Regions from separate parts of the Homo sapiens genome. Here all the other regions are linked to region 1. The links are chromatin loops, found by intact Hi-C in ENCODE. Cell type or tissue: mammary epithelial cell. All regions are shown on one strand.

Region 1 (5,000 bases):
TAAATAGTGCACTTTATAAAGGTATTCAAAAGTCTGACTGACTCCTCTAAGAACATCACTGACAATTTTTAGGAACTGCTTTTATATACAGGAAAGCACAGAGGTGTGCAGAATGGGAGGGGGCTGGTGGAGGGAGGGCCTCCCCTCCCACTGCCTCCAGTGCCTCCCTGCGTGCCATGCCTCTCCAGACAGTAGAAGTCACAGTGAATATCACATCTCAGCAAGCACAGAGCCTTTTCAGAGGGCAGAGCAGGTGTGACCTGGAGGATGACCAAACATTTTCTAATTAGACAATGAAATGTTCAGTACTCTCCATGAACCTCAGAATAGCACCGACTAGTGCCTCAGATAGAAATCTTACATAAGAAAACAACTTTCTATTCTCTGATAATAGTAATAACTCCCTAGAAAATACGATTTAAAATTAATGAGAAAAATAACTCAAGTCTGGTAGAGCACTTTTAATTTATCTCAATGCTAAATGTGGAAGAAATTAATTGCTTATAATTTTTGAACTGAGTTTTAAAGTTTTTATCAAAAAAAATTCTCTTGCCTATCATGGCTCAACCAGAATCGTGTTCACGCCCTTCATGAATTAGAATGAGTCTGTTCCTATTGCTAACATATCTGTCTTCCCAGGATCCGGACTTGTCTTTCCTTCTTCAATATCTCACCCCTGTACGCCTCAAGTAAAGTTGGCAGGTTTTCCTTTTCTACCCTAAAATGGGAATGGAGGGGGCCTTCATTTTTATTTTAATATCACCTATACTCTAATGGGGTTATTAAAAACTGACATTTCTGATAGGTGAACATAAAATGAAATGTCATCAGCTGGAGATACAGAGGGATGTGTTTAGAGGTGAAGTGAGTTTGGAATGGTTTTTTTATTTTTTTGAAGTTTACATCAAAGTGATTTTGTATTTTTACTGAATTGGTTTATTTTATCAGATATTAACAAATTATAATTGTGTATGTTTATGGGGTACAAAATGATGCTGTGATATGCGTATACAATGTGTCATGACTGAATGGAGCTAATTAACCTACTATCCAATACTTAGCATTTTGGAATGAGTTTTGAAATACTTCATCAAACAAGGCTTCCAAAACTCTGTGGCCTCCAAAACTCTACCAAAGGTAACTGCAGGTGGTGACTGGGTGGGGGGTACACAAAGCTTCAGTGCTATTCTCTGTCTGTCACTGTGTACAACTGAAATTTTCCATAATAAAAAAGTTTAAAAATAGGTTTCTCCATCTTTTCTTTCCTTTTTTTTTTTTTTTTTAACAAGGCCCTCTTGATTATGAGGATTCCGTTTTCAGGCAGGAAATGGGGACAGGGTGAGAGAGGGCGCCGATCAGCTACTGTCAGGCTTGCTCCTTGCAAAGGGGCGGGCGGTGGAGAGAGAGGGGAGGGAGGAATTAAGGGGATCGCGCTTCCTCAGGGCCCACAGGCCTCATACCTGTGGTGTGGACCTCCAAAAGAACGGGCCACACCACCGCCAAACACAGAGCACGCAATTCAACTAAAAATTCGACTTCAGTTTCTTCCTGTCCGCGCCAGAACGGACATCAGACTGCCCCCCGCCCGCCTCCTAGCAGCTCCTTTTCACTTCGGCTGCTGCCAGGATTTCGCGACCTAGACCCCTCTTTGAAGACCACTTCCGATCCCCGACGCGGCAGCCCTTGAGGTCGCAGCCTAGCACGGAGAAGTTGGCCGGCTCTGGGGGCTATGAGGCTGCTCACCCCACAGGCGCAGGTCTACGCAGCACACACACCACCTCCTTCTTTGGACTCAGACCAAACACGCTGGGCTGTAGGAGGGAGACGGACAGATACACGGACTCGCGCGCGCACGCCTCACCAACTGATTCCAACCAGAAAACGGAGCCACTGTGTAACGCCCAGCCCCCCTCCCCTCGACACCCCCAATCAGCCAAGCCTTCGGCCGGTGTCTGCTGCACTAAACACCAGGACGTGGCCAGGGAAGGCGCAGGCATCGGTCCGAGCCAGGAGCGCCGCGGCGCCAGCGCATCTGACGTCGCAGGAGGACTGTGCGCACCTGAAGTCTGGGTGCCAAGCGCCCAAGCCTCTGCGTGCAACGAAACCCCCAAAGGAAAACAGGACTACCAGAAGACCCCTTCCTCTCGTCTTTCAGAAACGCCAAGCGGCCCCTCTGGCCGCCTCCTCAAAGCTCGGCTGCCAGAGCCACTCTAGTAGGGTCTTGCAAAAAGCGCATAGGGACAAAGCCCCTTCCCTAAGAAAAGTGCCCAACTCATCCAGTGAGCCATTCCTTCCTCCTCACTGCCCAGAGAGTGCACATGAAGAGGCAGAAATCACGACTAGGAAAAAGCGAGATTCAAATTGGAACCAAAAAAGCGTATGTGCTCGCTCCCATCTCGGCGCCAGGGCTGTGGCTCCCAGGGCTGCAGGCTGTCGCGGCTGCCAGGGGCCAGACAGCTTTTGAAGGCAGGTCTTGTCCTGGCTAGAGGAAAGAGGCTCCAGGAGTCTCTGCTTCCGCCACGGTCGCCCGTCGGGATTCCCCATCCCAAGCGCGCTTGCACCTTGCCTGCCGCTCCGCTCGGAGAATTAGTCTGTTTCCCTTCCTACTCCCAAACAGACCTAGGTCCCCAGCTCCGTGGCCGCCCGGCTCACCAGCCCTGGCTGGTCTCCTTCGGGTCACTCCGAGGGGCAGCCCGAACCCGCAGAGCCTTGGCCCGCCGCGCGCCCTCATGGCCCTGCTGGGCAGCCTGGCTCCGCTACGCTCTCAGTTCTCGGTCTCACCAGCTCCCATCGAATTCGCACAGCAGCCCCTTCGCGTCTCCCGGGGTGGCAAGGCACCAAGGTGCAGCCCAGGCCAGCATCGACCCCTTCCTGGGCATTTTCTCTGCCGGCTCAGCTCCCCCTCCCGCCCTGCGACCCCGTGTCTCCCAAGTCTCGTCGCGGCGACCACCCGGACTTACCGCGGGCGCCACGCCGCCGCCGGGTCTGCGCGCTCCGAGGCGGAGCCAGGACTAGGACACCCGCCAGCGCAGGGCAGCCTCCAGCTCCCGCCGCCAGCTCGCGGCCCCTGCCGCGACCCCGCCCACTGCGGGCCCCTCCGCCCGCCCCCGCGGCCGGGAGGTCTGGACTTACCTCCGGGACAAGGTGACCCGGCAAGTGCGCCCAAGCGGCCGCCCGCGACTCTCCCGAGCGAGCGAGCGTGCGGGGCGGTGCGGCGCCCGCCTCTGCTCCTCCGCTGCCAGGCTCTCTCCTCCTCTGCCCTCCCCTCAGCGCCGCTCTGCTCCCCACGCCTCTCCCCGCCCTGCGCTCTCCGCCTGCGCCCCCGGCTGCCCCGAGCGCCGGGCGCGGGGCAGCGGCGGCAGCCCGAGCGGCGGGGAGTCGGGAGCTGCGGCGCCGGGGCGGAGCCCAACCCTCTCGGCCCCCGGGAGAGGAAGGGGTGCGGGGAGACTCTCGTCGCGCTCGCCTGGCCGGCAGGCTGGGCGAGGGGCGCCCTGGGGCGAGCCGCTCCTCTTCGCTTGCCGAGCCTGCCGACGCGCGTGCTGGAGGCAGCGGGCGCGGGCCCCGGGGGAGGAGGGCAGGGAAGAGAAGGAGGGCGCAGCCCGCGCGAAGGTGGCCACCAACTTTGGCCCAGACCAGGGAGGCCCTAGCGGGGGATCGCGTCCAGATGGTGGCCCGCGGCCAGTGTCTGACAATGTGAGGGCCACAGAGGCTGGGGGCGGGGGATAGCTGCGGGGGACTAGGAGGACAGGAATTTGCTGCCCGACTAGAGGAAGGGATGGCTCCCCTCGGTCCTAAAGGCCTCCCCAGGCTGCGGTTCGGTTTTGAGGTTAAAAATGACCCAATTTATGGATCCGGCGAATGTTCAAGTCCTGACCAGCTAAGCCCTGGAGGAGCAAGCGGGCGCGGAGTTCAGACTCCAGAGACCCCCTCAGCCCTGAGCCAGCCTGTTGTTGGCCCATGGCGGGCCCGCCCCAGTTGGAATTGGAAGGAAACTAGGGCGGTGGTAAGACAGTCTGCGTTCTAGGAGCGGAGGAGGTGGTGTTTGCAGTGTAGATTTCATAGAGAATCAACTCTGAAAAAAAGATTTACCAGAAAGGGGGTCAAAAGTTATTTAGAAAAGCATCTGTGCGCCCCCGTTTCAACACTAGGCAGAGGCCCCAGTCCTGCCACCCGCAGGCTGGTACACTGGTGGTCAGAGAAGGTTAAGCTCCAGAGTTCCATGGCTCCCAACCTTCCTAGAGCCCTCCCTCCTGCCTGGTAACCCACCATTGCGCTGCGTCTTGCCCAGGTGTCCTGGTGGGCAGGGGCAGGAGTTAAAGGTGGTGCCAGGAACAAGAGGTCCTTCCTATATTCCTTTCAGGGGACGTGGCTTCTAGGGAGCCTCCGCAGCCCAAAGAGAATGCTGAAATGCAGAGTGCCAGAAGGAGGCATTTGAAGGAGGCGCGGATGAGTGGAACCAGTACTATCACCTGAATTCCATCCCCGTCTTCATGTCTGCAGCCCCGCGAGACACACCTGATGTTTCTTCCTTTAGGTCCCCAGAGCTGCAAGGCTGTGGTCTGGAACACTCAGAAACGGGCACTGTTCATTTCTCCCATCTAGCAGAACTTCTCAACTTGGAAGAACATGCCACCACACTTTAATAAAGCAGCTTACCTTTCCGGAGTCCTTTCCTGAATAAAGCAGTTTCCCATCTAAGCCATTAGGTTGAGCAGATACTATTAGACCCATTTGAGGTGGAGAGTCATTGATCCCATTTATCAAATGAAGAAATTGAAGTTTAAAAAGGGTAATTGAGATTGTGTAGCCACCCAATGTGCAGGAGTAGCCTGAAGCTCGGGTTCCCTGCCTCTAAGTCACTGCTCTTTCACTTGCCCAGCCTCTGGATTGACTTTTGAGGCAGATTTTGTTTTGACGAGAGAACACCTGCCTGGGCTGCAGCCAGGACTCGCCTTTGTCTCCTGGGTGCTGTTTGAATTTAATCGCGCCACTGCATTCCA
Region 2 (5,000 bases), 310 kb before region 1:
AGGTGGCCTGTGTGGATGGCGGGAAGTCAGCTGCTGGGGCTGGAGTTGGCTATATGCCTTAAGTGCATTTTACTCTGTTTCTCTTGGCACCAGAGATTTCATTAACCATAATCCATTCTTTGGGCTCTTAAGATTTTCTCTGTCTTAAGCGTCACCCATCATTAGTCAGAAGTGGTAGAATTTGGAGTAATTCACTAGACAGTTTTAGAGAAACCACTCAGTGCCAGGAGACAGCATGGGCAGCAGCGAGTAAAATGCGGGTCTTCGTGCCCATGGCTTAGACCTCAGTAGTCGAGACAGATGCAAGAACCAGCAACTGTAGTACACCAGGGGCGGGAGGCCTGAGCGGTGGGCCAGAAGAGGAAGGAGCTCTCCACCTGGGCAGGGGGAAGGAGGGAGGGCTCCCTAAGTGCACTCCAAACCACGTAGGATCATGTGATTGCTGTGGCCTTTAAGAGGGAGCAGGATGTTCTGGGTAGAGGAAAAAGAGTGTCTCGGCTGCATTAGGAGGGAGCCCTGCTGAGCTCACAGCCTGGCCCTGGTCTCATCCTGACCTCCGCAGCCTAGGGAGGCCCCACCTGGTGTGAGTCAAGCGTCAGGGCTGGAGCACCCACCAGGGGGTGATGTGGTCCAGTTACTGTCTCCAGGACTGTCCCTGGTCCTTGGGGAGGCCCTGTGGCCACTGAGGGGACACTGCCCCATGCCCTGTTACAGCCCAGGCCAGCCTCTTCTCCAGGAACCCTGGCCTCTCCTAGAAAGGCTAGCCCAGAATCAAGCGTGAGATGGGCTGAGAGGCAGGGGAGGGGAGTCCTTTCAGGACACTAAAATAGAGCTGCGATTGTAGGTGAACTTCATTTCAATCCATTAAAGCCAAGGGGAGATAGAGTTTTTCCCTTTGACTTTGCCAAGCAATGGAACATGAGTGGCCCAGCCTCCTGATCTGAAGCAGAGCAAAACATTTCTGGGAAAATAAACAAACGCGGACCAAAAAAAAAGATGCTCATGTGTCTGAGCCAGCAGCGAGCCTTTGATCAGGTTGCTCCGAGGGACCAAAAGAGGGGGACTGATGGACCCTGGCAACAGGATGAGGCAGACTCTGTTAGAGGCTGCCCAAAGTCACACGCAGCGTTTATAGAGGCTGCAGGAGGAGAGACGGCAGCCTGGGAAAGGGACCAGACTAGGGCTTGGTAGAAAGACATGCACCGTGCTGCCGACGTTGGCAGTGCTGCACAGAAATGCCTGCTCCTTTCCGCTTTCTTTTCTCTTTTATTAATTTTATATTTCAGGCATTGTTTAATGGTGAATTTGTCTTTTTCTTGAAGATTCTCTTGGCCTCCTGCTCATTGGTTTGGCAGGACACCTGGCTTTTGGAAGAATGACCATTTTGCTGTACAGTCTGGTGTGGCTCAGAAGCCATGTTAATGATTTTTTTTTTTAAAGATGGAGGAAGAAGGTGTGCTGGGATGTGGGAGGGGTGAGGAAAGGAAAGGCTGAGAGTGGGGTGGGGACATCGGGAGCTGTCTCCCTATTAGATGGAGACAGCCGATGCATTTCAATTCACTCTTACCCTTTTGTTGAGAGAGGATGTAGCCACGATCCAGGACATCAGAACCCATTTTCCTCCACATTTGCGAGTAATTAGGACTTTCATTTGGACATAGTCGCTCAAAGCCTCAAGTCTCTTTCCTCACCTGTGTAATGAGGGTGGATGCTCTTTAGCTCACAGTCTTAGTTTGAGGCAAAATCACAAGAAATGGGAATAGTGCTTTGAAAAGGACAACACAACCATGTCAACCTGCTTTCTATTTATTTCTATGGAAACAGCTGGTGGGCAAGTCAGCCAGGGCAGCTGTCTCAGAGCCAGGCCAGCACCAGAGCGGTCTGGGGGCCTCCAATCCCGCTTGCCCTTGCTGGACCTGGACTCTGCACAGCCCCCAGCCCTGCCCTCTTAGCCGCCCTCCCCACAGGGCTCATCCACTGCTACCCAGTAGAGGGCACCCGGAGTCCCTTTAACAACAGCTTGTCTGTACAACCTCCTCGAACCATTTAGTTTATTATAGTGGAAATTATCTGTAGTTAGTTTTGGGCACCCAGTGTCAGAGTTTGGCAAAGCAAGGCAGAGAGCTCTGCTGCTGCCCAGGCTCAGGAGCCAGGGATGTTCTCAGAGCTTTCTTTCCACTCACTCCCTTGCGGGACTTTGTGGGAGAAGGAGGCTGTGAAGCGGCTCCAAGTCAGCTCCCTCCACACGAGTCCCATGGAGTCTTCTTTCCTATACCTCACTCATCCATTCATTCATTCATTCACTGGTTTATCTGAAGGGCTTCCAGTGTACAGTGAGGCTGCAAGCCAAGGGGTGAGGTGAGGGAGGAGGACTGAAGGCAGGGAGAGAGAATCAGGTAACTCACCAGTGCATCCACACGCTGACTACTCAGGGAGCGCTTGCTGGGTTACACAGCTACTGATGGAGTCCACTCCTAAATAAGTAAGCAGAGTTGTGGGATGGTTGAAGCTTGACCTTGGAGAGACCTTGGAGGGATGGACAGGTGGACTTGGAAACCCCCATTGTGGGGATGCAGGGTCTCGTTTCTTGCCCTCTGGGGGCAGTGCTGCTTTGGGAGTGAGCTGGGAGCCAGTCCCGGGGAGAGCCACACATCCCCTTCTGCCTCTGCCTGTGGCCCCTCTTCCTGGCCAGCCCTGGCGGTTGTCATCCTCACCAGCGGAAAACACCTGCTGCAGTGGTTAGCCCAGGGCTAAGGAAACAGAAGTTCTTCCCCCAGCACGGGTGGGGCCCACCTGCCTTGCCTGGGAGGAGATGGGGTGGGTTCTTGTTGACTGATTAAGTTGTCCTGCCTTAGGTGATGTGCGATTTCAGCAATGCACATTCTGGGAAGGACAAGCTTGGGCCTAAGCACCCGATTAGGGCAAAGGCTGGGCTTATGCTGCAGGCTGCATGGATGCACAGCCAGGATTTCTAGAGCTGCTTCAGTCTCGTAGGGCCTCTGACAGGAGCCAGGTTCAAGACTGGCTCAGGGAGACACAGTAGACATAGCTGAGGGGTGCCAGGAGCTGGAAAAACTCATTCTGATGCATAAACAGGTCTAATAAAAGTAGGAGATGAATTTAGGGTTTGGCAGGAGACCAGAATAATTGAAAATGCCCTTTAAGAAGACAAAGCCAGTAAAACACTACGTCAAATTACATATGGCAGGTAAAAGCCTTGCCAGAAAGAATTGGGAGCTGGAGCAAGCTTGAACTTCTGGGGCAGAGAAGCCAGCACATGACCATGATGTGCAGAAGGCCAGGTGGCAGCTGTGTCAGGGCCAGGAAGCCCTGGAGGGGGGTGGTCTTGGAGAGGGGCCTCAGAAGCCCTGCAGAGTATGAAGACCGGACAGGTTTCCCTGGGGACATGGGGCTCTCCATGCTCACCTGTTCTCCCTTCTGCTCAGACGCCCTGATGCCTCATGACACACAGCCACACTGAAGGCTGCTAGTGGTCATGCCATGGGGTCCAGCTCAGATGGGGGCCCAGGTGCTTCCTTCCTCGGCCTTCGCTGCAGCATTGGTGGCAGCTCAAATCACACATGGGTTTGGAACTCCAAAAACCCAAAGTAAACCCTGAAGCTAGCTCTCCAGTCCTCCCAGGGGGTGTCATTCAGGACTCCAAGGAAGATTCTGAGGAAGGGGAGGAACAGAGGTCCTCCCCATGGGGTGACCTGGTGCCTCGTGCCTATCTCTGCGGTCCATTCAGATCCCAGGATGGCCTTGTATGTGGACTGCCAAATTCAGCCACTCTGTGACTCCATGGGACCATCCTGTTCCTTCTGATTTGTTCTGGCTCTGCAGACCCCACTTTCCCATCTATGGTTTCTTTCTGGTGCCTGCAAGGCGGACATGCCTCATTCCCTCCAGGAAAATCCAGACCCTCTTCCATCCTGCACTTTGCTTGATTGGGAATCGCATGCAGCTCATACTTGTGCATCTATTTAATAAGATAGAGTTGTTGCTTTTTCTCCTGCAAAGGTGTGGAACGGAAGCTGTGGGTCTCATGCTGGAAAGCAGGCTTGGCTGGCCCAGCCCTTCTGGCTTTCTGTCATTGTTTGCACCTCGGTGTCTTGCTGGGCCCAGACATCCACCCCTCACTGGGCTCTCATCCAAGCACAGGAGAGGGAAGGGCCAAAGAACAAGGAATCTCTGGGGCCGCAGTACTTAGGATGGTTATATTTCCACAGAGGAAATGCCAGGAGAGGTGGCCCTGGAGCTTGAGGCCCTTATGAGGTGCAGGAGGCACAGCGAGCAGAGCTCTGGGCACCAAGCGCTGTGTTCAGAGGAAACAGCTGCATCCCAGCCAAGACCAGAGTAACAGTTGTGTTCCCAACTGAGAAAATGGTAACTAGATGCACGGTTAGGGCCTGTAATTAATTCTGCACCTAGATAAATAATCAGATGAAGGTCTGTCTGGGTAGGACACTGGAAGCAGGAGGTGCTGTGGACCCGAGGAAAGGTTCTTGGGTGTGGCGTGAAGGGGTGGTTAGATCCTGCCTTCTGGAGCTGAGCTTGGACTTCTGGCCCCGGTCCAGCTCTGTCATTGGCAGTCTAGTCCCGCTTTTCCTTCCCATGGTTCCGGTGCACAGGTGTTTCTGGCTGGCGCCAGTCCCGAGGTGCTCTGCTGATTCCGAGAAGCCGGCAGGCGGCAGCCACTGTGGTCAGGGCAGCACTGCCGTCTTCATCTGGGCGTCCTCATGCACCTGCTGTCAGCAGGCCCTCCTACCCTGACCCTGGAGGACAATCTGGGAGCCTCGGAGCCTTTCTGAAAGGTGGACGCATGGAGAGGAAAACCTGGCTTCAAGCCTCACCGGCCCAATAGGAAGGCTGATGCAGATGCTGTCTCCACCTGGCAGGCTTCCTGTGCCCAGCGCTGGTGCCCTGCCCTGGCCTGGCAGTGTGTGGGAAGCAGTGATGAGGCACCCAGCATGCTGAGCCCCTAGAAGGAAGGCGACTTT
Region 3 (5,000 bases), 170 kb after region 1:
AGAGTATACACTCTATGATTCTAAGTATATGACTTTTTGGAAAGGCAAAACTATAGAGACAGTGGAAAGATCAGTGATTTCCATGGATTCAGAGGGAGGAAGAGAGGGTTAAACAGGTGAAGCACAGGGGAATTTTAGGGTGCTGGAACTATTCTGTATGATGGTATCATGGTGGATACATGATATATGTATTTGTCAAAATCCATTGATCATTATAGCACAAAGAGTGAAACTTAATATATGCAAATTAAAACAACAACAATAGCAAAACAATATTCTTTAGAAGTTTGGGGGAATCCCAGGATGGAATGCAGAAGATGACAAAATGATATAATACAAGAAAGAAAAAAGAAAGGAAGGAAGAAGGGAAGGAAGGAAGGAGGAGAAGGAGGAGGAAGAGGAATAAGGAAGGAAGGAAGGGAGGGAAAGATAAGTGGCTTGTATGAGGCACAGCTGATATGATTGGAAATCTAGTTGTAGGTCCCCGTGTGAAGGCCTCAGAGGGATCCGCAATGCCGTCCTTGAGGGAGGAAGCCAACCGCTCTACCAGTCACATTGGGGTTTTCCTTCCTCCTCCTCCTTCAACCCTGAAGCTGTGAATATCTGCTAGCACAGGAGGTGGAGCTAAGAAATCAGAGAAGCTGACAATGCCAGCCTCTCTACTCCGGGCATTCACTGTCAGGGCCAGACTGGGAGCAGAAGAAAGCCTGAAACCGAGGGCCTTGATGGGATTGGGGGCTAATGGAGAGCTCAGTTAATGTATTTGGTATCTGGACCTTATTGGGTCCAGCTCATGCAACACAAGGGCCAAACAAGGAGACAGGCAATACCACCAGATAATAAAATCTAGAGCCAGGGAGAACTGAGGCAAGGGCTACATGGTGGGATTTTGGTGGAGTGGTCGAGGGGCCCATCTGCAAAGAATGTCTGAGGAGATACCTAAGTGAAGTATACACAGCTGAGGCTCTCCAAGAAGCCTCCCAAAGCAGAGGGGATAACCACTGCAAACCCCCTGAAGTGAGATGAAATATTTGTATTTAAGGCAAGGCTGGAAGACAGAATCCCCAGTCTCTCCACACAGCCAGAACACACTAGCAGAGAGGAGAGGGAGGGAAGGAGTGGAGTTGGCCAAGTAGCCAGAGTCGGGCTCACAAAGCATATTCCAGGCATGGTGTGGTATTGGACTTTATTCCACCAGTGATGAGAAGCTACTGGAAGTAGGGGTTCAAGAGTCAAGTTTTCCAAATCAAAATTAAATTTAGGCTTTGGCTTTCTTCAAATAAAGACCAGGATCATTAACAATTCACAATGCTCATTGAAAATATAGGGTAAAATCATTTTAAAAACATTAATTAACCCTAATCTCAGATTTGCATGTCTTACCTGGAACCAGGCAGGTCCTAGATAGATTTGAACATGATGTTCATGTAGGTGTTGTTGGTCCTATGGCTGAGAACGGCAACATTCTCCAGATCCTTTCCAGGGTAGGATGGGCTCTGGTTGAGTGTGGGCTCCTGGCATGATTTGCCTTTTGTCCTGCATGGTGGCCTGAGTCCCAGGTACTGACCCCATGCTGGCAATGCATCTGACAAGCACATTCATCCTAAGTCAACAAAGGCTCCAGAAATCCAGCCCACTCATTGCCTCACTGGGTTCCTACGCTCACTTCCATGGAGACATCAATCATGAAGATGGTGAGCTGCAGGGTGCTGTCAGGATCAACTGTTTCTCTCTCTCTCTCTTTCTCTCTGTCTGTCTCTTCACCTCAATTTTGGTCCCTAAATTTATGACCCTATATTGATATGTAAAGCTGGTTGTTCATGCAGCCAAGCTCCTTTATTGTAAAATCACGGAAATTGAATTTTAGCATGGAATGAAAAAGATAATTCAAAGCACTATGCCTATGCAGCTGGTACCCGGCATCTCTCCCAGCCGCACTCAGAATTCTTCTTGTCCTCTTCCTCCTTTTACTTCTCTTCCATAGATGTAGTGTTCACTCTATACCAAATTTCTGGGAGAAATTCAGTTCTTGTCCTAACAAGTTGAGCAACTAGACACTCAGGAAGAAGAAGGTCATAGAGGATGCTCCGACCTTATTAAAGGTCAAAGGAATTTAGATGACATGAAGTTCGCTGAAGGCACGACCCCTTACGGACCGGAGGAAGGAGGCAGAATTCACCACTCCCTTGGTGAGGACAGGAAGACACCCGCTCCGAAGCACAGTGCATTTGCAGAACATGGAGACAGGTTCCACTCACTCCTGGCCACACACTCCTCTTCTTGAGTATCTAGAGAAAGGAATCTCATCCTCTGTGAAAACCAACTCTTCCCTCCAAGCAGTAGTAAAGCATATTTAATATAGTGAGTCTATAGATCTCAGCACACAGACACAAAATCAGCCCTCACCTCAGCTCATGCCCAGCCCTAGTGATGATTTGCAAATGTAATATTAACAACACTGTCAATAATACTGCAAATAATAACATTGACATTTATGGAGCTTTTGCTTTGTGCAGACAGCACACTTTCCTTCATGTAATTATCTCTGCAAATCCCCACAGTGACACCGTGAGGCTGGATGTCTTAGTGTCATCCTCCTTGGACAGAAGTAGCCAATGCTCCTGAAAGTTAAGTAGCGTCTTCAAAGGCACGCAGCCACGTAGCAGGTGACTGCCTGCTCTAAAGGTGGAGCCCCCACGCCACATGGAGTGCCCACTCTGCGCCCACTGCCTGCAGCGGTGAGCTGATGGCCAGCAGGTAACTTTTGCCTCAATGATCTGGAGAAGGCAGGAAGGCACGTGAATTAGAGCATGAGCTCTGCTTAGAAAGACACGGGTTCAGATTCCACTGCTGCTCAGCGCTTGGCCAAGTTACGTCTCTTTGAAGCCTCAATATTTTTTGTCTTTAAAATGGGGATAAGAATGCCACCTTCCTGTGGCTCTGAAGAGTATTAAAAGGTGTGTTTCATATGAAGTGCTTGGTGCTTGAGGTGATGGATTTTCCAATTACCCAGATTTGATCATTACACATTGTATGCTTGTATCAAAATATCACATGGACCTTATAAACATGTCTATTATGCATCTATATATATTTTTAAAATGGCTGCCTTTACTAAAGGAGGGTTCATGAGTAATTTTATGCCGTGATGGGTAGAGGTACCATTAACTCCCCGCTTCCCCTCCTGCTGGGGAGGAGTAGGGTCTGCAGTGGATGCAGCAACACCTTTCCTTATGTTCAGATGTCATTGTCAGAACAGCCTCTCTAGTTGCCAGGTGTCATTCTCATGCAAAGCCATTCCTTGCCCTCCTTGCTTTCCTACTTTATCCTACCGCCTGGGGACACCCCTCGTGGGGGCACCCCTCTTCTCCAGCCCTGTTGACACTGGGCTGGCTTCTCTTATGATTTTGTTTGGACATGGAGCTTCTTCATCAATCTCTTCTCCCCTTGCCCAAGGGACTCTTCACCACCTGAACTGCTACCAGTTTCCTGTTAATGATCTCCCCCATTCAGCTCAGTTCACTGCACTGCCAGCATGGGAAAAGGATGGAAGTGCCACTCCTGGGAGCTAGGGCTGAGGTTACACACACTGTCAGCAACTTTATTAAATTATTCACTCTATATGCAGAAGAAGGAAACTCTGTTAAGGATACATATTCATTTATTTAAAACTATATTTTGGAGGTTCTGTGGTTATCTGGAAGTTTTCTTAGTCTCTGGTGATATAGCACTTCTAAATGAAATGATGACTGGCCTCTCCTGCGTGGAAACAGGCATGGAGCTGTGGCCTTGGTGCCCTCTGACTCTTCTTGAAAAGCCTTGGGGTCCTATTTCATTCTCTGAAGAACTTCAAAGCCCTCTTCAAGTGTTTCGGGATTTTGGGATGAGGAGCACAGTCATTATTTCTGTTTTGAGGCTCCCACTCACAACACACTTTTTTGTTCCCTACCATCTAGCCAGAATTGATGCTCAGTGCCTTCCGGGTTTGCCACAAAAACAAAGAGAAAAGGACAAAACCAACCAAAACTGATTTCTAACATGCACACACTTACACTCAATGTCCCAGTGAGAATAGGAGCAATCAAAGAGTTTCTATTTCAGAAAAGTAATCAACTTCGAATTGACAACTGGGCATTCCTAGCCTAAACAACTGCCTTAGCCACCTCACCACCACAAACCCTCATTCATCCAGTGAAAGTAAATAATCCATCTTTAAACACAGGTGACATTTATATTGACAAATGTTGCCATTTTCCAATTGAGAAACTGAGGCCCAGAGCCATGAAATGATTGAAAGAAAACCACGAACTTAAACGGCAGAATTAGTTGCTTCTTCTTCCCAGCTCAATGCCCTCTCTGTTGAGCAGCGGGAGCCCAGCTCTCCTGAACACATGCAGGTCAGGCAGATCGTCTGGCGGGCACTGTGGGGGCATCAGGATGTGCAGGTGTACTAACATCAGACACCAGGACCCGAGGATGCCTCATTTGCAATGGGTCAGCCTGAATCATATTTGCAACATGTCTATCACAGGCTTATCAAGACTTTGTGAACTGAGCAAACACCAGACAGCTCAGCATGAAGTAAAGCATGTTGTACCCCATAGGCCAAACATCAGAAAATAAGTAGACATGGCACCAGGCCACGGGGCCTTGGTGTGTATCACGAATGAATGACACAACATTTGAGAAGGATCTTCTTCAAATCATAAAATCACTGAAACATAATGGAATCACTTTTCATAGATTCCTAGAAAACATAGTGATATTCCAATTCAATATATTGGTGGCTAGTAATAAAAAGACAAACACCCTGTGGAGATTTACAGAGCTAGTTACAAGTAGACCTAGACATTGTACTCAGGTGTATTCACTGTATTGCTCAATATTATCATTATTGGAGAAAAAGTGACAGAGGCCTTAATTATAACTTAGCTCCAAATCAATTCAACTCCAAATGAATTTAAGATTCAACTGCCTAAAACTATAATTATCTTTTTTGA
Region 4 (5,000 bases), 310 kb after region 1:
CCTTACCTCTCTCAGCCTTCATAAAATTGAAGAGAATTAGGGTCTTGCTCAGGATTAAGCTCTGGCTTAGGGGAATGTTGTGGCTGGTTTGATTTTCTATCCAGGCTACTAAAACTTTGTCCATATCAGCAATTTGACTGTTTTTCTTTCTTATCATTTTTGTGTTCCCTGGAGTAGCACTTTCAGTTTCCTCCTAGAATTTTCCTTTGCATTTACAGTGTGGCTAATTTCTTGCAAGAGGCCTAGCTTTTGGCCGATCCCAGCTTTCAACCTGCCTTCCTTACTAAGTATAACCATTTCTAGTTTTTGATTTAAAATGAGAGATGTACAACTCTTCTTTTTACTTGAACACTTAGAGACCATTGTTGGGTGGTTCATTGGCCTGATTTTAACGTCACTGGGTCTCAGGGAATTCGTAGCCCCGAGGAGAGGGAGAGAGACGGGGAAAAGGCCAGTCAGTGAAGCAGTAAGAACACTCCCAACATTAACGATGTGAGTTTGCCGTCTCACATGGGTGTGGTTTGTGGTTCCCAACAACAATGATAAAAGTAACGTCAAATATTAATGATCACAGATTACAGTAATAGGTATAAGAATGATGAAACAGTTTGAAGTATTATGATAATTACCAAAATATGATAGAGAGATATGAAGTGAGCACCTGCTGCTGGTAAATGGTGTGGATATACTTGGATATACTTGTACTTGGTTGATGTGGCGCTGCCACAAGCCTTCAATTTGTAAAAAACAAACAAAAAAGGCAATGTCAGTGAAGCTCAAGAAAGTGAAGCCCAGTAAAACGAGCTGTACCTGTATCTAAAGGAGTCCAGTGAGCACTGGCCTTAGCTGCGTCCCCTCAGCCCTGGAGGGTGATTAAGGATAAGACTGCTCACACTTGTCTTCCGTGGCTCAGAAGTAGGTTGGACCCAGAGGCCTCCTTAAGCTCTGTCCAGGTTGCAGAGTCTCTGAAAACACCTAAATACAAATGGTAATGAAAATGCACTGTTAATGCGGTTGCCCATCATATCCTCCAATTTTCACTGCATCTCTGTGCAGAGGCCAAGAAACAAACAGTCTTGCAGAAGGAAAAACCCAATGCTGGACAAGATCACCAGGTGAGTCTTTTGTACACACACACTCATAAACACATAGGAATGCACAAACTCTCTCATTAGGCTCAGTCCTTTCCACTCATGATCAGACATTCTAACCTACTACTTGCTACGTAACCAGCAATTTTATTTCCCTTCTATAAGATTCAATTGCCTTTTTAGAAAGTTGAAAAAAAAAAAAAAAGCCAGAGAACTTCAACCTTTCATTTCAAGCAGTGGAAGCTCTTTCTTCAGAACAATATATCCTGCCAGAAGGTCCAATATTTAAAACTGATGCAAATGGAGTGGCATTTCTTGCAGACATATTGGCTACTCTAATGCCCTCTCCTCCATCGCAAACAGCCTATACTCCCTGTTCCTTGACCCTGCCCTAGAGGCAAATTTTTTGAGGAGGGCTTGAATACCACTGAACTGTATTATTCCAAATGCCTTTCCACTGTCTTCTGTTCAATAAAGCCATCCCTCATGCAGCCCCTTCATCCATGACACAGCTGGGACTTTGTACAGAGGGCAAAGCAATGTTATCATCCACTTAATTTAGAGTACAGGCATCTGTATTCCTCAGGCCACCTGCAGGCCATTTACTTGATAAGTGGCTAGAGGTGACCACATCAGCCACAGATCAGTGGCTCTTGCATGCCACACTTGATTCTTTCCATTCCTCTCTTGTACATTCATGCTCCTGGACTTCAAGAACAGTCCCAGTGCTCAGAGTCTCACCACATTATCTTCCCTGGTTAACGGTCCTGCCCACATAATTTCCCGGTAACACTGGCAAGGTTTTTGCTGACATGTATGATTGACTTTAATAAAGCAAATACATCAACTTTGGGGAAACTTTTGTGAAAATAAAAATGTTACTCAAGGATTAACCTAACAGGTTTAAATATTAATTAGTGTATTAACATGAAATATTGATGGGCATGCCTTTAATATTAAAGTGAAGCTATCAGAATACTGCGTTTTAGTTCTGTTTTGAAATGAGCATTCCTCTTTCAAACCACATCACCAGCTCTGATCCCATCCAAGGATACATGGAGGGAGCCAAATGCTCGCATGCTCCCTCTGCAGGACAGCAGTTGGGCAGCAACTGCTGAACATGAAACACATGCCTTGGAAACAAGAAGCAGTGCTCACCCCAAGATGCTGGGCTGATTCCACAGGAAGTTCACGGCTTGGTGGCTCTCCTCTAAGTCATCTACTTACTGACTATAAGACATTCCCCCATTGCTTTTGTTTATACAAGTTTGTTTAGGGAATGATTGCTCTTCTTAAATGGCCAGTCTCATGTCCGGACAAGGCAACAGAATCACATTCCTTCATGGCAAGAAAGGACCTTGAGCTTGTATAATCCGATGCCCTCGCTTACAGATGTGGAAACTGACCACCAAGGAGGGTGACTTGGCCACAATGATGTAGCTAGAGGAGCAGTATAACCTTGGCTGGGGGCAAAGGAAGCCCTGTCCTGGGATCCATGATCTAGAGGACCCTCCAGCTATGACTGTCCCAGACTACAAGTCATGAAATCCGTGATCCCAAGGGAACTGCCCACCTGGAGTCTGTACATACATTTCAGGTACCCAGAACCCTAGAATTCTCTGCTCAGTGGCCATATCCACTTTTGTGTGCATTCTGATGCGAAGGTGTGACCAAGGTATGGCTGCCATTGGCAGGTGTGAACATTTAGAATGTCAGTATGTGTACACAAGTCCTTCACATTGTAGGACAGGACCAGAGCCAGTGTGGGAAATGGTGGGGAGCTGAGCCAGCTTGCCCCACTCCATCCCTTTTGCTGTGGAACTCCAAGGAGTCTGAGAATTCTAAATTAAACCTGGCTTTTCAGATTTTTGTAAAGGTATATTTAAGCAGGCGAGAAGGTAGAATATATTTTATTTAGTAATTTGTTTGCTTTATTTATACTTTTAAAATATTTGGACTCATGCATGTGGGTTTCCATTTGTGCTCTTGGTCTGGACCCTGCATGTATTGGGGTCTGGCCTGCTCAGAACCCAGCTCCCTTGGATTAAGCCCAGAGCCACTGGCTGCCTTACAGGGAGCAGCCCATGTAATGGATTGTGACGGGCATGGCAGAGGATTGAAAGCAGAACTTGACGGATAAGCAGAGGACCTATTTTACCACTGTCTACTTGTATGATAAGCAGAGGACCTATTCTACTACTGTCTACTTGTATGACTGTGGAAAAGCCATTTACCTAAACTGATTGCCTATTTTCTGATCAGCAAAGAAGATAACAACTAACTGCCTTGGGACAATTTTTCTAGCAGCAGAGCCCTAGATGGGTGCCCTTGGGCAATGGTTTGCTGAGGGAAGGCTCTCACGGGAGCAAGAGAAGCAGGAAAAGAAAGGGAAGGAGCTGGACAAAGGGGTCTGCTGCAGGCCAGCATCAACCCAGTGCCATGGAAAGCTCTGGAGCTTTAATTGCTTTCCTTCTGTTTTTGGAGAACAAAGCACCACTGAGTCAGTTCCACCTTGAGGCATCCCCTTAAAAACTGCATGAATCAGTCTGATCCAAAAAGAGGTCTCAGTACTTGCTTTTGAAAGAGTGCACCAGGCCCACTGACCATTGGAGACATACTGGAGGGGCTTCCTTAAACACCCACATGTGTCCTCTCTACCACACATCTCACTGTATATATATGGTGGAAAAACAGAATCTGTTTTTCAAGGCACAGCACTGTAAACAAAATGTGAGAATATCTGGCAATAATTTCTGAAATGTATTAAATGCAAAATAACCAAAGGGCAAAGATGGGAAGAAGGGCCTGAGAGATAATTCTATCTTGCTAAAGGAAGACTGGTTATTAATACTAATGAAAATGCAAAGTAACCATACAAAATACTGTTCGCTTTGATTTTATTTAAATTCTACTGGTGTTGTGGAGCTCATTCTCTAGTTGACTTCACCTTGCTTTATCTGAGAAGAGCTGATGACTGATGGGAGTCACGCTTCTTTCAGCATTAACCATGATCCTAGGACAAAATGGCAGAGGCAAATGGAGGTGGATGTGAAGCAAAGTCAGCACGCAAATACACTACTTGCTGAAGCCTGCGCTGACAGATGGCCTGAACTCCTCACTTTGCTTTCTGAAATAGAATCTCCTTTTGCAACCTCCAAGGTAGATTAAAAAGCTCCATAGAAACATCACAGATATGAAAAGCACATGAAGTTAACCCATCTAAAAGATGGGCAATTACTATTCAATAAGTGAGAGCAGGTGGCATCAATCCCTTCTCTGCCTGTTGCATTTTGATTTCTGTCCCAGAATAGCTGCCATCAATCATTCCCTATCACCGAGAGGCTGGAGAAGCCTTGCTTCAGCGGTGGAAGCTCCTGGGAAGATGCCAGCTCTCTGGGTGGGGAGTTGTCAGACTGAGCTCACCAGAAATGCTTGTCTATAGTGCCAGATCAGGAGAAACAGTCCTGAGTCTCAGGAACAGACCAATAATCAGTAACTTGGGGTTTAGGTGGATGGCTGGAATCCAGGGAAACATATAAATGAGGATATCAAGGTTGATATGGGACCAGAGCAGAAGGATCCTAGAAGATTCAGTAATATAATGAAACAATGGCATCAGTGGTCCTGATTCATTTATCCATTTATCCATGCTTTTGTCATATGAATTAAAGTTTCTTCTGCTGGAGTAGCTATACTTGTATCAGATGAAACAGGTTTTAAGTCGAAAATGGTAAAAAAAAAAAAAAAGACAAGGTCATTTCAGCAAGAGATTATAACTATATAACAAAATATATATAACTAAATATATATATATATATATACACACACACACACACACACACACACACACACACCCCGCACTGGAGCACCCAGATTCATAAAACAAATACTTCTGGACCTAAAGAGAGA
Region 5 (5,000 bases), 140 kb before region 1:
ATCCTGTCTTATCTCAGAGGCCCTGGGACAGGGAGTAAGTTGGCCAGGGTCACATAGCTGGGAATGGCCGTCACCAGGATGCTTTCCAAACTTCCAACCCCAAGCACCCAGACCCTTTATCTGAGCAACAGGGAGGTCTGGTATCTTCTAGGTTGCCTTACAGGTGGGCAGTTTAGCCAAGCATTGGGAGGATCTGCTCTGACACCCTGCCTTCACCCCATCCCACGGTGCCATCTCCCAGAGACGCAGTCTCCTCATCCATAAAGCATTCCTTCCCATCTCATCAGTGTTGTGGAGGCACACATGTGATGGAACTCATGAAGCACTCAACATGGTGCCTGGCACATGGAAGCGCTCAGCATGTGATGGCCTGTGGTTGAGATGGGCACACAGGATGTGTCCTGTTGCTAAGGTAGACCCTCTCTGGGGTTTGTCCCTGCCCCTGAGTGACTGGCAGTGATGTTTCTAGATCCAGGAGCCTCTCCGACCCTGAGTTCTTGACTCCTGCAACCATTTGTTTATGGACCACTAAGAGCTGGAACCCTTCATGCACACTTTTTGAAGATGAAGAGCTATTATAATTCTATGCTAGGACTGAGGGGGAATATTTCTGAGTTAAGATATATTTAGAAACATATCTAAGGTTGACTTTCCTTTAAGCCTTTTCTCCTAGCTTTTGAATTCTGTTAAGTTACTGGGAAATAAAATTAATCTTTTGCAGGTTAATGAAAGGTTGTGCCAAGATCAGTTTTAAGTCCTGTTGCCAAAGCCATTCTTTAGTCTTACGGCTTGGGATGCCACGTCATGAATAATAGTGCAGACTGCTTTCTTCTCCTGCTTTAAGACAAAGGCACAAGGATGTTTATGTCAACAGGGACCATCACAATATTCCCAAGTAGACTCAGGACTCGGGGGCACCTGATGTCTGTCCTGGTACCAAAGGGTTAAGCCCTGTCCAAAAATTAAAGACATCTTCCCAGCCCCTTCAGCTAGGGTCACACTGTTCCTATCTAAATAAAAAAGAGGAATTATTTGGAGAAAAGAAAAGTCTTGGGAGGCGTCCGTGCTCCTAAGTGGTGATGAGAATTAATGAAGAATTTGTAGAAAGAATCAGCCTTTCTCATGAACAGCACACAATGGTGGCAGGTTGAATTGTTTGCCTCTAATCACGCAGAACCTTAGAGAACTTGATACATAAACTATGTGATATTCTCTGGGACAATATTTTTCTTGCTCTTGCCATTAAGTGGCTGTGTCCCTGTCAGCACAGCTATGCAATGGAACTGGATATGTCAGGAACACTCTCATTAAGACATGCAATTACAGGAAGCAGTGCAGGGTTTGGTGTTCCCTGTATTTTATTTTAGAACACCTGAATTACAGGATTATCCCATTCTCAGGGATCACATCTGACAGTAACAACAAGAGGGCTCTGGCCAGATTCCCTATGATTCTTGAGCTTAGAATGCTCAAAGGAGATCAGCACCATGGGCTAAAACTGAACAGCAGAGCCATGCTGCATAAGGAAGGGCCTGGGAGAGGCTCCTGGCCCATTTCCTGTGGAAGAAGTGGAAGCTTGTGGGTAGAAGGCCTCCAGGCAGAGGCTGAGGAGGGGCTCCTGGAGGGGTGGCATGGGAGGAGAGGCCATGAAAGGTGGGGGTGGCAAGGGCATACCAGAGTACAGAAGACAGGAGAGAGTGGGAGGGGGAGGGTGTGACCCTCCCGAGACCCCGTGGGGAGGATGGTCCAGCTATGGGTGGGAGGGGGTGCTGGAAGTAGAGCCCTAAGCTGAGTTGCAAGGGCCACCAGCCTCCAGCAAAGGTGCTCTGAGTGAGCTCTGCAGAGAATCAGGAACCGCTGAAGTCTTCGCTGGGGACAGGTACCAGCTTACTGCCTTAGGAGCATTAACTTGGGGACTTTGGCTGACACAAGAGAAAAGGGAGGTATGAAAACAAGGTCGTGAGCTGGAAGAATAGTCTAACGGTTCCAAAAAGAGGCAGGTCATGAGAACCAGAGTAGAGCAAAGGGACAGCAAAGAGGAATGGAGAGGCCAGGAGCCTTCATAGAGAGAGAATGTTTGGGATTCACAACCTGGAGAATGTGGTGGGGCTAGGGGAGGGAGCCGTGGGCCGTGGTTTGGAGCCTGGATGTGGGCAAACAGTAGTTCCAGCAGCAGAAATAAGGCGAACACTCAGAGGCAATATCCTGAGCATCGCGTGGTTCAGCTAGGGGAGCAGATTTGAGAGAATCTGCCAGGAATTGTGCCTGGGAGCTGGCCGAAGACAGAAGATGCCCCTCTGACTAAGGAAATAAGATGCCAGTTCAACTCATTTCCTGTCATTGCAGCAGGGCAAAGTCCTCAAAGAAGACCCAGCCCTTCTTGACAAGGCAAAGGTGCCGAGAGTGGCCTGGCTTCCTCCTGTGGATCCATCTCCGTCTTCCTGGGCAGCACCAAGCAAAGAACACTTACATGCATCTGGGCAAATACACAGTGCCTGGTCCAGGCAGGGAGAAGGTCAGATGGCTTCGTGAAGGGCTCTGCCTCCCTCCAGACTCATCAGCTCATCAGCCAACTTGGGGCAACTCCCTTTCTCACGATTCAACTTTCATGCATAATAAATTGTGTCCTGCTGAGAGTGTTACTTGCAAGATACCTTTCCAATTACCTAAAACTCAGCTTAAGGACCAGAACAATCAGGCAATGCATAAATCTGAGCTTCTTTTGTGTGTGGTGTGTGTGACTCAGGAACCCTGCTGTGGAATCAGAGATGGGGATAGTACATTCATTCTGGCTGATTAGCACTCGCCCCCCCGTGTGCAGAGCTACATGCATAAACATGCTTCCGAGTGCCCACGGCGGGTGATCCGGAATCGTTGCGTGGACACAGGTGGCTCTGGAATGAAGAATGACCACTTACAATATCCCTTTTGGTTTTCACACTCAGTATGACATTCCCAAAGGAATGCAAAGCATTTTATATGCCTATAAAGACCAGGCCCAAATTATTCAAAATTATCACAGGAATGCAGAGAATCATTTTAAAACTGAGCTTGGAGAGCCTCAAGATACCCCGTCTCTCCACCCACCAGTGTCAGTCTAAAATTAGCTGGGTGAGAATTGCAATTTCCATGTTTTCACCTGTATTTAGGATTCCTGGCAGCACCACAAAGTATTGCCCACCTGCTCTTCGTGTTTTCTATGCCTGAAAACCTTTCCAGGATGGCCTGGAAGCTCCTGTACTTTTCCTTTTGACCAAAAAGGGATGACCAGAGGCCCCATGTGGTGGTGGTGAGCAGTGTTGCACGTGGGATGGGCCTGGGAACATAGGGAAGTGGCAAGGAGGATAATGGCAGAATGGGGGTAATGGGGAAGCCTTGGGGTGCAGGCATGTCTGGAAAACACAAGCTCAGGTTGGGTGGAGTGGGCTCTTGAGGGGTGATACTGTCCAGATGGAGGTTGGGCCTTGCACAGTGAGCTGAGATATGAATGTTAAGGTGGCCCCAAACCATGGAGCTTCTGGAGAATCACAGTTGTGCTAGTGACTTTGGTTATAAACTCATCCTTCCAGTTTCCTATACTCTAGTGCAGGGCCAGCTCTCAAAGGCACCTCTCTCTGCCCGTCTGTTTTGCTATTTCCAAATCCCCTGAGCAATCTGCAGTCCTGTTGCATCATCATTTATTTCCGAATTCACTGAGGCATCCATCCCTTCCAGCTCCCAGCTGAGTCCAGGGACTCATCATCCTCTGCTCCTGTGTGTGCTTGAGTGCTGCCACAATGCAAAGCTTCCAGGGACGTACATATGGACTGATACAAGTGAATGCTGCAACTGTGCTTCAGTGACCCTTTACTACTTTATACACAGTCTAGACAGGTTAAAAATAAAGAGTGCCCCGTCTAAAAGGAAGGACAGAAAAAGAAAAGCAAAGAGCATCCCACATCCGCCTTCCACGTCAAAGCACAACCTCAAGGTAATTTTTTCAGCTCTAAATTTGGCATTTGCTATGCTCTCTGTCTGGGATTCTTATAACTCCCTAAGCACCAGAAAATGCTAAGCTAAGCAAAGAGGCAAGAAAAGGGGGACATTGCCGAGAACTGCCACCTCCAGAGTAGTGAAGCATGGCTCCTGTCCTCTTGCTATGACATTTTTCTACAGCAGAAGTGCAGATGGTAATGTGATGAGCACCTTTAAAACACCCATGACACTGAGACGTACGTAAAATAGCCCTGGATTCCCATGAGAATCTATAATGTGCTGATCAACCCATGACTCATTTGTCACCCCTCATTTAAATCTGTAGGTTTGGCTTGCACCAACATACATGTGAGTCCAGACACACAAAATTACTGTCCTCCACACAAAGCAGTACTGTATGCTGTTTTTCTGAACATCATCTAATCTTAGCTTTAATTCTAGAATGCAAGGGTTGGTCAAGAGAACTGAGCTTATATTATCAATATCATTCACATGATTCTCTCCATCTACACTACTTCTCAGCCCCATCCTTACTGACGGCCATCGGGCGGTCTGAGAGGTACTTGTTGCCTTATTTGTGGCTGAAAGCTTTTGCTTACCAACAGGAAAGGTAGTTTCAGTCACCTTTTAATTATTGTCTCATCCGTGAGATCAGCGTACATAATATCCTGTGTATTCCTCCCAAGCATCTTGTTAAGTACACAGGTTTCATGTTCCTATGTACAGAGGTCTGGACACGGGGGCCTTGCGGTGCTGTCACTTGAAGCAGGTCAGTTGGCGGGTGATGGATTGTCACTGTTAAGATTTTATTGGTGGGGCGCGGTGACTCACGCTTGTAATCCCAGCACTTTGGGAGGCTGAGGTGGGCAGATCACCTGAGGTCAGGAGTTTGAGAACAGCCTGGCCAACATGATGAAACCCTGTCTCTACTAAAAGTACTAAAATTAGCTGGGCATGATGGCAGGTGCCTGTAGTCCCAGCTACTTGGGAGGCTGAGGCAGGAGAATCGCTAGAACCCGGGAGGC

What was found. Peaks named below come from ENCODE experiments on the same cell type or tissue, not always from the same donor. Only the 100,000 strongest peaks of a DNase experiment are listed, where the experiment ranks them.
Region 2: it touches region 1 in a loop (9-fold over the local background); 10 of 110 quality-filtered maps call a loop at or near these places.
Region 3: a loop joins it to region 1, with 4 times the contacts of the local background. A loop is called at or near these places in 6 of 110 quality-filtered maps.
Region 4: it touches region 1 in a loop (4-fold over the local background); 4 of 110 quality-filtered maps call a loop at or near these places.
Region 5: a loop joins it to region 1, with 4 times the contacts of the local background. A loop is called at or near these places in 4 of 110 quality-filtered maps.

What each region holds. Positions count from the first base shown.
Region 1 is chr20:24,467,886-24,472,885 of GRCh38, reverse strand. It overlaps SYNDIG1 (synapse differentiation inducing 1), which reads right to left and starts at 3,257. Exons shown (of 4, transcript NM_024893.3): 1 at 3,133-3,257. In mammary epithelial cell, no CTCF peak of the experiment used is centred here; DNase peaks (open chromatin) are centred at 1,935, 2,545 and 2,775; H3K4me3 peaks cover 2,455 bases; H3K27me3 peaks cover 127 bases.
Region 2 is chr20:24,778,559-24,783,558 of GRCh38, reverse strand. No RefSeq gene overlaps it. Among named protein-coding and RNA genes, the nearest start is that of LINC02967, 140 kb to the left of the region's middle. In mammary epithelial cell, a CTCF peak has its summit at 1,992 (motif pointing right); no DNase peak of the experiment used is centred here.
Region 3 is chr20:24,301,157-24,306,156 of GRCh38, reverse strand. No RefSeq gene overlaps it. Among named protein-coding and RNA genes, the nearest start is that of LINC01721, 100 kb to the right of the region's middle. In mammary epithelial cell, a CTCF peak has its summit at 2,554; no DNase peak of the experiment used is centred here.
Region 4 is chr20:24,157,944-24,162,943 of GRCh38, reverse strand. No RefSeq gene overlaps it. Among named protein-coding and RNA genes, the nearest start is that of LINC01721, 39 kb to the left of the region's middle. In mammary epithelial cell, a CTCF peak has its summit at 2,181 (motif pointing left); no DNase peak of the experiment used is centred here.
Region 5 is chr20:24,608,265-24,613,264 of GRCh38, reverse strand. All of the region lies in intron 3 of SYNDIG1 (synapse differentiation inducing 1), which reads right to left. Among named protein-coding and RNA genes, the nearest start is that of SYNDIG1, 140 kb to the right of the region's middle. RefSeq lists an enhancer at 2,099-2,998. In mammary epithelial cell, no CTCF peak of the experiment used is centred here; a DNase peak (open chromatin) is centred at 2,724.